Linked DNA regions of Homo sapiens: region 1 is linked to region 2. Evidence: chromatin loops called from intact Hi-C (ENCODE). Cell type or tissue: mammary epithelial cell. All regions are shown on one strand. Links, peaks and the distances in the headings refer to the core of each region. The heading gives the core; the rest is flanking DNA. Region 1 has its middle 5.4 kb from the start of LINC01843. Region 2 overlaps CDKL3 (cyclin dependent kinase like 3).

Evidence for each region. Hi-C counts contacts between places; a loop is a spot of excess contacts. Peaks named below come from ENCODE experiments on the same cell type or tissue, not always from the same donor. Only the 100,000 strongest peaks of a DNase experiment are listed, where the experiment ranks them.
Region 1: a loop joins it to region 2, with 5 times the contacts of the local background. A loop is called at or near these places in 14 of 110 quality-filtered maps.

What each region holds. Positions count from the first base shown.
Region 1 is chr5:134,509,278-134,514,659 of GRCh38, forward strand. No RefSeq gene overlaps it. Among named protein-coding and RNA genes, the nearest start is that of LINC01843, 5.4 kb to the left of the region's middle. RefSeq lists an enhancer at 1-472. In mammary epithelial cell, for the core only: a CTCF peak has its summit at 3,123 (motif pointing left); DNase peaks (open chromatin) are centred at 224 and 1,914; H3K27ac peaks cover 1,542 bases.
Region 2 is chr5:134,300,225-134,305,606 of GRCh38, forward strand. CDKL3 (cyclin dependent kinase like 3) reads right to left here. Exons shown (of 13, transcript NM_001113575.2): 11 at 4,181-4,343; 12 at 2,366-2,463. Among named protein-coding and RNA genes, the nearest start is that of CDKL3, 64 kb to the right of the region's middle. In mammary epithelial cell, for the core only: a CTCF peak has its summit at 2,787 (motif pointing right); no DNase peak of the experiment used is centred there.

The DNA.
Region 1 (5,382 bases), core at 146-5,145, 210 kb after region 2:
TAGGGACATGACAGTGCTCAGAGAGGTCACAGCATCTTCCACACAGACCATTCCCAGCTCCGCCACTCTCCAGTTCCCTCTTGGTGCCATATGAGTCTGAGGAACTTGGGGAAATTCCTAACCTTCCCTTTCAATTGAGCCATTAGCCCTTGGAGTTAGCCACAACGTAATTGCTCAGGTCCCTCCAACAAGGGGACTGTGTCTGTGGCTTGATGACTCATGCACACTGCTCCATTCCACAACCTTGGGCAGGACTTGGGGCTGGGGACAGTGCCAGCCAGCATAGGCAAGGAGCTTGGACATCCCATTACCCCAACCCAGTCCCCAGGAACAGAGTGTACTCAAGGTTTCAGGACAAAAATCTAGAAGCAAGGAGGCGAACTGAGTGAGATTTGAGTGACGAAAAGGAGCAGACAAAGACAACAGCGAGTACAAAGGCCCTGAGGCAGGAACGAGCTTGGCATGATCAAGAACTGAAAAGAGCACAGGGGAGGCTGCAGCACAGTGAAAGAGAGGTCAGTGATAGGACATGCGATTAGACGGGGCCCACTAGACAATCCAGGATAATCCCTCCCTCTCAAGGCCCTTAATTTAATCATATCTGCAAAGTGCCTTCTGCCATGTCGGGGAACGTATTCACAGGCTCTGGGGAGTGCAGCGCAGACATCTTTAGGGATGGGCATTATTGTGTCTACCGCAGTATCTCTCTCACCCTCTTGTCTGTCTCTCTTGCTCTATCGCTACATTTCTGTTTACCTATCTACCTATTTATTTGAACCTGACCATGGATCTATTGACCACAATTTATTTCTCTTCCTACCCCTTTATCAAGCTTCAATAAGTTATTTATCAATCTATCATTCCTCAGTGGCTTTGATCTTTTACTCTGATAACAGCATCACCCCTTAGCCATCTGTCTAACAAACTAAACGTTAAACTCAATCTATCATTTAGTTGTCCTCTGTCCATGATGAATTATCAATCATCTACCTCCATCTTTGCAGATGTTGTACAGATGTGGACATTTTTTCTCAATGTCTATTGAAAAGATCGATAGATATGAGTTCAGTAAATATCCACTGAGTGCTGGCCACGTGCCCATTGCTATGTCATGTGTGGGTGAAATAAGGGGCTGACACTCCCAGTAGCCATAGAGGGTCCTTTTTCATTTTATCATTATCCCCAACAATGCTGTGATCACCAATCCAGGCACACTGTCCAATTTTGTCATCCACCTTGGAATCTTTTTTTTTTTTTTTTGAGATAGGGCTCTTGCTCTGTCACACAGGCTGGAGGGCAGTGGTGTGATCACAGCTCACTGCAGCCTCAATCTCCCAGGCTTAAGCAATCCTCCCACCTCAGCCTCCAGAGTATCTAGGACTACAAGCAAGTGCCACCATGCCCAGCTAATTTTTGTATTTTTTAAGAGACAAGGTCTCACTATGTTGCCCACGCTGGTCTCAAACACCTAGACTCAAGCAATCCTCCTCCCTTAGCCTCCCGAAGTGTTAGGATTATAGGCATGAGCCACTGGCCCTGTCCAGGGACCATTTTTATATAAACTTTCCAGTGAAATCCAGGCTGCTCTAGTCTGCCTTTTGCCTACTAGCCTCCTTGTATATGCATAAATAATGCAGACTCATTTTAACTTGATGTTGATCTTACATAAAGTGTGGGTGGAAAAGTATATCTGCTGGGCAAGCATCTAGTGCATCAAATAACGAATCCTAAAGTTAAATGGAAATTATTTTTAGGTTGTCTGGGCAAATAGCACAGAAGGTGGGGGGAATCCAGAGATATGACCTCAGATGTGACACATGCAGACACACGACACACCACACATACACACACACACACACACACACACACACGCATATGGGTACACACAAATGCACCTTCTCTCTTCCTTCTGCCCCCACACTAGCAGCTCCTTCCTGGCTTCCTCCGCCCCTCACTCACACAAAGGGCCAAAGCAAATACTTCAGCACTGAGTCATGTCCTACCTCATCTTGTTTCCAGCCTAGGAATCTCACCTCCCCACCTGGGCTGTGAGGTCTTCTGGGGCAAAGATGGTGTCTGCTTCTCCTTAGGTGTGCCCTCCTAGTCTGATCAGCCAGAGGACTGGACACCTAGGAGCTGCTTGCCTTTCCTTGAGCTCCGAGGGCAGTTGAGGATCAGGGAGGCAAGGGAGCTAGATGTCCAGTGGTAGACGCTCTCTAGGGCAGCCTCTTTGCCCCCCCAGGAATCTGCCTCTCCTGCCCAACCCGGATGCCAGATAACATAGGTTTCTTTTTTCTGTAGCACTCTCCTAGAGGAGCTGTGTTAGGTAGATAATCTGCCTAGAGCTGGCCTAGCTGGGGATCAACTCAACAAGAATTTCTTGTTTCCAAGCGTCTCCTTCACATGGGCATCCAGTGCCAATTTGTGTCCAAGTCTCTTCCCTAGCACACGGGATGGAGGTCCAGCATATTTGGAGACAGCTCACTGTGTGCCAGAGCCACAGGTCCTAGAATATCCAGCAATCACAGTACCCAGGGCCACCCCAGCCTCACAAGTCACTGTGCCCAAGGCCCTGAGGGAAGAACAGCTTGCTCACTAGTGCCTGAAGGAGGCTCCCAAGGCAGCCACCTTGTACACTGGAGACACTCCCAGCAGTGGGAGGCAGATCAAGGCCAGGACACCGTTAATGAAGCTTTGACTAGGGTGAGGCATCTCAGGGCCAGCTGGCCTTGCTGCTTCTCACCCCACTCTAAGCCTTGATCTGTCCACATACTTGACCCTGTTAGAATCTGGTGTCTGCCCCTCCCCCATCCTGATGTAACACATCTCTGTAGCCTGAAGCCGGCCCAGTTCTTGGCTCAGAGCTACTGCGTCTGCAGCACAGATCTGTCCCTGAGCACAGCTCGCACCAGCTTCCCTGCAGGCCTAGAGCCCAAGCCCTGGCCTCAGGCAATCTCCGCTTCCCTTGAGGCCAGCCCAGAGCCCCAACTCAGTGAGTTCTCATGAACTGTTTAGACTCCACCAGGTAATGAATTGTCCCCACTCTGCTGTCTCAGGAGCCAGGCTGGGCCAGGTATTCTCAGATTGAATTTGTTGGGAAGAAAGGGCACTCCACCTGCTGGAGGAGGGAGCACCTCCTGGAGGCCATGCCGCTCAGAAACTTTCTTCCCACACAGCTTCCAGCCCCAGGCTGCCCACCCAAGTCTCAGCAGGCCAAAGGCCTAGTGAGGCTTTTCTGTGCCCCTGCTGGAGCCCAACGTCCATGAGAAGGCTCTAGAATGCATTTAGGATCTGAGACTGGTCCAGCTGAAACAGCCCAGAGAGACCCTAATCCTGGGGCCCAGAGAGAGCCAAACAGGCCCCAGGCCACACAGAGGGCAGCCCTGAGGCTAGCCTAGAGGGCAGGTTTCTTGCCCCTTCCTACCAGGAGAAGCGTGTCCTTGCCACACCAATGATGTTTCTGTCCCTGGGTGGATTCCAAGCACCTGCGGGGCAACCAGCACTGCCCAAATGCAGAGGGCTTCTTGGGTTCCCCCAGTAACCCCAAGGTCGACTCCTCCCCTCCATCTCCACAGCTCCTGCCCCTGCCCTTCCCCCCTTCCCAGTCTTGCTCCCTACATACTCCAGTACAAGCAAATTCATGAATTCGGTACATACATTTCCAGACCTTTTTTTCCCGTACAAAAATGCACATGTTTGTGTCTCTGTGTGTGTTCAGAGAAAAATGTAAACTTTCATTTTGTAGGGTTTTTTTTTTGTTTGTTTTGTTTGCTTTTTTTTTTTTTTTTACTATGAGTGGGATCATACTGCACATATTACCCTGAAAGTTGTCTGTCACTTAACACTTCTCTTTTTTTTTTTTTTTTTTTTTTTGAGACAGAGTCTGGCTCTGTCGCCCAGGCTGGAATGCAGTGGCCCGATCTCGGCTCACTGCAATCTTCGCCTCCCAGGTTCACACCATTCTTCTGCCTCAGCCTCCCGAGTAGCTGGGACCACAGGCGCCCGCCACAACGCCCGGCTAATTTTTCGTGTTTTTAGTAGAAACGGGGTTTCACCATGTTAGCCAGGATGGTCTCGATCTCCTGACCTCGTGATCCGCCTGCCTATGCCTCCCAAAGTGCTGGAATTACAGGTGTGAGCCACCGCGCCCAGCCAACACTTTTCTTAAGGTTCTTTTTACACCAGGTATACAAAACTGCACAATGCCACTTCTTTGGCTATCTTGTTCGTTTTTCTTTTCTTTCTTTCTCTCTCTCTTTCTTTTTTTTTTTTTTTTTTTTTTGAGACAGGGTCTCACTCTATTGCTCAAGCCAGAGTGTAGTGGTGCAGTCACGGCTCACTGCAGTCTTGGGCTCAAGTAATCCTCCCACTTCAGCCTCCCAAGTAGCTAAGACTGCAGGTGCACACCACCACGCCCAGATAATTTTTTTGTTTTTTTTTTGAGGTGGGGTTTCGCTCTTCTTGCCCAGGCTGGAGTGCAATGGCGCAATCTTGGCTCACTGCAACCTCCGCCTCCCGGGTTCAAGCAATTCTCCTGCCTCAGCCTCCCAAGTAGCTGGGATTACAGGCATGTGCCACCATGCCCAGCTAATTTTGTATTTTTAGTAGAGACGGGGTTTCACCATGTTGGTCAGGCTGGTCTTGAACTCCTGACCTCAGGTGATCCGCCCACCTCGGCCTCCCAAAGTGCTGGGATTACAGGCATGAGCCACCGCCCCTGGCCTAATTTTTTGTATTTTTTTATAGAGCCAGGGTTTCATTACGTTGCCCAGGCTGGTCTCAAACTCCTGGGCGCAGGCGATCCATCCACCTCAGCCTCCTAAATGCTGGGATTACAGGCGTGAGCCACCACGCCCAGCTGGCTGCTTTGTTCTATTTGCACTGTGCATTATTTAGTTAGTCCTTCAGTGAATGGACATTCAGTCTGTTTCCACATTTTCACTGTTACAAACAATGCTGTAATGGCTATTCTTAAACTGCCATCCTTGTGCCCACATCAGAGGGTCTCACAGCGGGGGGTGGGGGAGGGTTCCTGGATTTAGAGCTGCACGCTCTCATCTCCTTCCAATGTGAGGCAACTGCAGGGTCTCACCTTCACTTCAAGCAGCTCACAAATGTAGTTTCTGGAACAAAGGGCAGTTCCCTCCTCAGAAGGAGCCCCCAGGGGTTAGCATCATGCTCCATACCCCACTGCATGCTATAAACCAGGCAGACACCATCCATCTGTCTGACTTTGACTTCCCCTGTATCTTCCCACCTCCACTTCTCCCCTACCCCCAACCCCATCTCATATGAATCACCGTCACTATGCAGGTCCACCTCCAGGCCTTTCTCAAGAAACTCTCTTGCCCATTTCAACCTTCAGGATCCTCAGATGGCTTG
Region 2 (5,382 bases), core at 247-5,246:
GCTACTCAGGAGGCTGAGACAGGAAAATTGCTTGAACCCAGGAGGTGGAGGTTGCAGTGAGCTAAGATCACACCACTGTACTCCAGCCTAAGTGGCAGAGTGAGACTCTGTCTCAATAAATAAATAAATAAATAATAAAAAATAAAGTAAACCTGAGAAGTGCTTGGATCTGATTGTATAATTCGAAAACCAAGTCAATACAGAGCCAAGAATAGAAAAAATAACTAGCAATTCCCTATCTTATGTTTTTAAAAATATGTCATATTCTTTCATGCTCTAAAATAAACTACAGGCTCAAAATTTAAGAAATGTTCTTAATTCTGACATTTATTAAAACCAGTTGTACTAGCCTTTTATGCAATTTCAGTCACTTGTCAGAGCTGCATTTGAATAAGCAGTACAAATAAACTATAATCAACACTGATGACTTCATTTTTTCTGGAGTTCTATATCATATGAACAAGAAGATGTTTTCCCTCCTTAATTTATTATTTATCCTAAAAATCACAGAAGGGTCTTTTTTCCTGCAGAGTTCCTTTTTTCCTGGACTAGAAAGTAATTTTAGTTCCTGGGGACTCTCACAGGACAATGGGATAAACACATGAGGCACATTAATAGTCTGCCTACCTCAGGAGCCCTAACTCACCCAATGATTGAAAAAATGTGCAAATGGTATGCTGTGCAACGTGCTGTGACATGAGTATGTCACCCAAATTTAAAAGTTTAAAGCCACCTTATTACTTTTTATAATGAACCGAAAGATGACTATTAATGGATTTTTTTTTTTTTAAACGGAGTTTCACTCTTGTTGTCTAGGCTGGAGTGCAATGGTTTGATCTCAGCTCACTGCGCAACCTCCGCCTCCCAGGTTCAAGCAATTCTCCTGCCTCAGCCTCCCGAGTAGCTGGGATTACAGGCATGAGCCACCACACCCAGCTAATTTTTGTATTTTTAGTAGAGAAGGGGTTTCACCACATTGGCCAGGCTGGTCTTGAACTCCTGACTTCAGGTGATCCACCCTCTTCAGCCTCCCAAAGTGCTGGGATTACAGGTGTGAGCCACTGTGCCCGGCCTAATGGCATTCTTGTTCTACAACATTTCTTCTCTGCAAAGTGGACTGTGGAGTTCTTAACAAGCTCTAGGCCAAGACTAAAGAGATAGCCCTAAATGTCACAGTGAGAATACATCTAATAGTGTCTGATAACCCTCTATCCAAATATTATAGAGATCAAGTAGCCTTGTTAAAATGCCTTCTTACAGAGTTTCAGATTTTTTAAAATATTTTTAATTTCTTCAAATTTTCTTAATAAGTATTTACTAATTTTATCATGAGTAAAACTGTAATAAATTTTATTTTTTAAAAAAACAGAAGTTGGGCCAGATGCGGCGGCTCACACCTATAATCCCAGCACTTTGGGAGGCCCAGGCGGGTGGATCACGAGGTCAGGAGATCGAGACCATCCTGGCTAACACAGTGAAACCCCGTCTCTACTAAAAATATTTTTTAAAAAAAATAGCTGGGTGTGGTGGCGTGTGCCTGTAGTCCCAGCTACTTGGGAGGCTGAGGCAGGAGAATTGCTTGAACCCGGGAGGCAGAGGTTGCAGTGAGCCGAGATCGCGCCACTGCACTCCAGCCTGGGCAACAGAGAGACACTCCGTCTCAAAAACAAACAAACAAACAAACAAACAAACACAAAAACAGAAGTTGATAAATCACATACAGAGATGACCTCACAAGTGTAGAATAGGAGGCCATCGATATGATTTAATTCAGTGGGTGCTCAGCACAATCTCTCTCTCTTAAAAGACTGTCTTTATAGAGCATTCATTTGGATATTACAGGCTTCAAGATTTTCAAATAAAATTTGAGAATCTCTCTGGTGGGTAGGGACTGGGAATATTTCAACAAGATTACCTGATAGTTAGCTGAGAGCAAATATTTGTGAAAATAGGACAGCAGGCAGACAGCAGAGATAAGGGAATAAACTGGAGAGAAAACGAAGGAAGGAAGAGGCTTAAAGGCAAAGACACACATGCTTGTGGCCATATAACCATATATTTATACCATTATTCATTTTCACTAGTCTGACTTACCTGCCTGATATCTGACACTACACACAATACAGATAATATTTTCCCTGGGTGCCATGCATTCTAATCATTCAACATTACCCACCAAAAAATAACTTTTAGAAACTTTTATTAATGGGTTATTCTAGGAAAATATAGATCTGTTTCTTTAGTTCAAAGATTATAAAATTTTGAATTTTTATATAGCTTTCCAATAGTAATAACTAAATTTATACACTGAGTCAAGTCCTCTAAACAACATGCCTTAGTAAAAGCTATATACAAAAAGAGTTACCTCTTGTTTTTCTTGATTTTGATCCACGTTAAGTAAAGTTGGTATCTTAGATGACTCTGTTTTCTTTGACTCCCTCTTCAGCATTTTTATCTGTTTAACTTTTGCAAAAATATACAAAACAATGAAAATTTGTTATTCCTACTTTGAAATTTTACTTTCCTTTCCAAGAATTTCAAATAGAAATCCACTAAGTCAGTTTCTCAGTTTATTACAAAGGAACAAAATAAATTATGAGTTGTAATGGTAAAATATGGTAAATTATTTGTTTTATAACTTTACAAATAGTCTACTAAGTATTAAAATAAGACATTTATTTTATTTTATTTTATTTTATTATTCTCAGTGTAACTGTTAAGTGGATCAGATAATTCCTCTTGAACTGTACAAGGATGATATTCTTGCTATTATATTAATTTTTCACAAGGTGTCACTGTTCTTCAAAGAAACATAACATTTATTCAAGACAAAAGTGCGTTTCATTCTGATATAAATCTTAAGTTCATAAATTTTTTTTTTTTTTGAGATGGAGTCTCACTCTGTCACCCAGGCTGGAGTGCAGTGGCGCGATCTCGGCTCACTGCAACCTCCGCCTCCCGGTTTCAAGTGATTTTCCTGCCTCAGCCTCCCAAGTAGCCGGGATTACAGGCATGAGCCACCATGCCTGGCTAATAGAGATGGGGTTTTGCCATATTGGCCAGGGTGGTCTCAAATTCCTGACCTCAGGTGATCCGCCCACCTTGGCTTCCCAAAGTGCTGGGATTACAGGTGTGAGCCACTGTGCCCAGCCTATAAATCTTATATATTTAATCCTTGGATGCTCAAAATACATATAAAATTTCTGCTACTATATGGGTAAATGATCATGAAGAAACATAGAAAGGCAATTTACCCCAGGTCATATACTAAACAAATTTCTCAAATACTATTCTAACATTTCAACAACATTGAGCTAATAAAAAATTTATCCTTTGCAGCCAGCTGCAATGGCTCACGCCTGTAATCCCAGCACTTTGGGAGGTTGAGACAGGTGGATCACCTGAGGTCAGGAGTTCGAAATCAGCCTGTCCAAAATGGTGGAACCCCCCCCCCGTCTCTACTAAAAATACAAAAATTAGCCAGGCGTGTTGGTGGGCACCTGTAGTCCCAGCTACTCAGGAGGCTAGGCACGAGAATCACTTGAACCTGGGAGGTGGTGGTTGCACTGAGCTGAGATTGCAACACTGCACTCCAGCCTGGGCAGCAGAGTGAGACTCTGTCTTAAATAAATAAATAAATAAATAAATTTTAATAATTTACCTTTTAAAGCTGTCTTAACCTCTCTTTATTTTTCTTTTTAATTAAAAAAAAATTTTTTTTTTTTAGAGACAGGGTCTCATTATGTCATCCTGGAGTGCAGTACAGTGGCGTGATCATGGCTCACTGCAGTCTCAACTTCCTGGGTCAAGCAATCCTCCTACCTCAGCCTCTGGAGTAGCTGGGACTACAGGCACACACCACCACACCAAGCTATTTTATTTTTTGTAGAGACAGGGTTTTGCTATGTTGCCCAGGCTTGTCTCAAACTCCTGGGCCCAAGCAATCCTCCTGCATTGGCCTCCCAAAATGCTGGGATTACACGCCTAAGCCTCTTTAAAATTATCTCCTTAAAATCATACCCCTTATTTGACAATGGGGAGAAAATCTCATCAGCTGAAATGTTTTCCTCACCAATTTACTATTTTCTACCTAAATCACACTATAAAATGTAAGTTATATTATGAAAAAATCTTATAAATGATATCATCATAATTGTAAAGCTATGCAACAAATGTGTACCTTCCATTCCTTTTGTATCTTTTGACTGTATTGTGACAGGCAATTCTGGAAAATGGAATTCTTTCCTGTCAGATCTGGAAAAATTCAGCTTCCTTTTGTTCTCATTTGCCATTTGGTCACTGTGACCTGTTCGCTCATTAAATATACCCTTCTCCATTTGGCTCTAAACAAACAAACAAGAGTTAGTTGAAGAAATGTGTCTAACTATTTGTAGAATGACAATCCTAGAATTGCTAGCCATTTGGATGGTATAAGATAGACATAACAATTAATTTAATAATTAAGAAGATTTAGAATAGAACACTATTGAACATATCAACAGATCAAACTCCAATAAAAGTTTCATAAAGCAAACATTTCTAGCATATTTAATATTCTGAGCATAATAGTCTTGGTCATGAGAACCACAATAATAATAATAATAATAATATTATTATTATTATTATTATTTTGAGTGCATTGGCATGATCATGACTCATTGCAGCGTCAACCCCCTGGGCTCAAGTGATCTTCCCACCTCAGTCTCTTAAGTAACTGGGACTACAGGCACATACCACCATGCCTGGTTAATTTTTAAATTTTTCGTAGAGATGGGGTCTTGTTAGGTTGACTAGGCTGATCTCAAACTCCTGGGCTCAAGTGACCCTTCTGCCTTGGGCTCCCAAAATGCTGGGATTACAAACATGAGCCACTGCATCTGGCCTTATTATTATTATTATTATTATTATTAAGACAGAGTCTTGCTTTGTTGTCCAGGCTGAAATACAGTGGCGCCATTACGGCTGCAGCCTCAACCTCTTGGGCTCAAGCCATAGTCCCATCTTAGCCCCCGAGTCTGAAACCACAGCCACATGCCACCACACACGACTAATTTATTTTATTTCATTTTTTGTACAGACAGGGTCCGTTATGTCGCCCAGGCTGATCTCAAATTCCTGGGATCAAGCAATCCTCCCAGCTCAGTCTCCCAAAATGCTAGGATTACAGGTGAGAGCCACTGTGCCTGGCCAGAACCACAAACTTAACTTTTCATTTTTAATACTATTCACTGCACTCTGACTTTGAACAAATTGCTTCAGTTCATTTTCTTAATAACTTCTTTATCTACCTAGAAAATGATATGCTTTGTAAACACTGGGAAAACCCAAAGGAAAAAATGTATTGCACATCCAGCATCTGGGAAACCTTCTGTGTTACCAGAT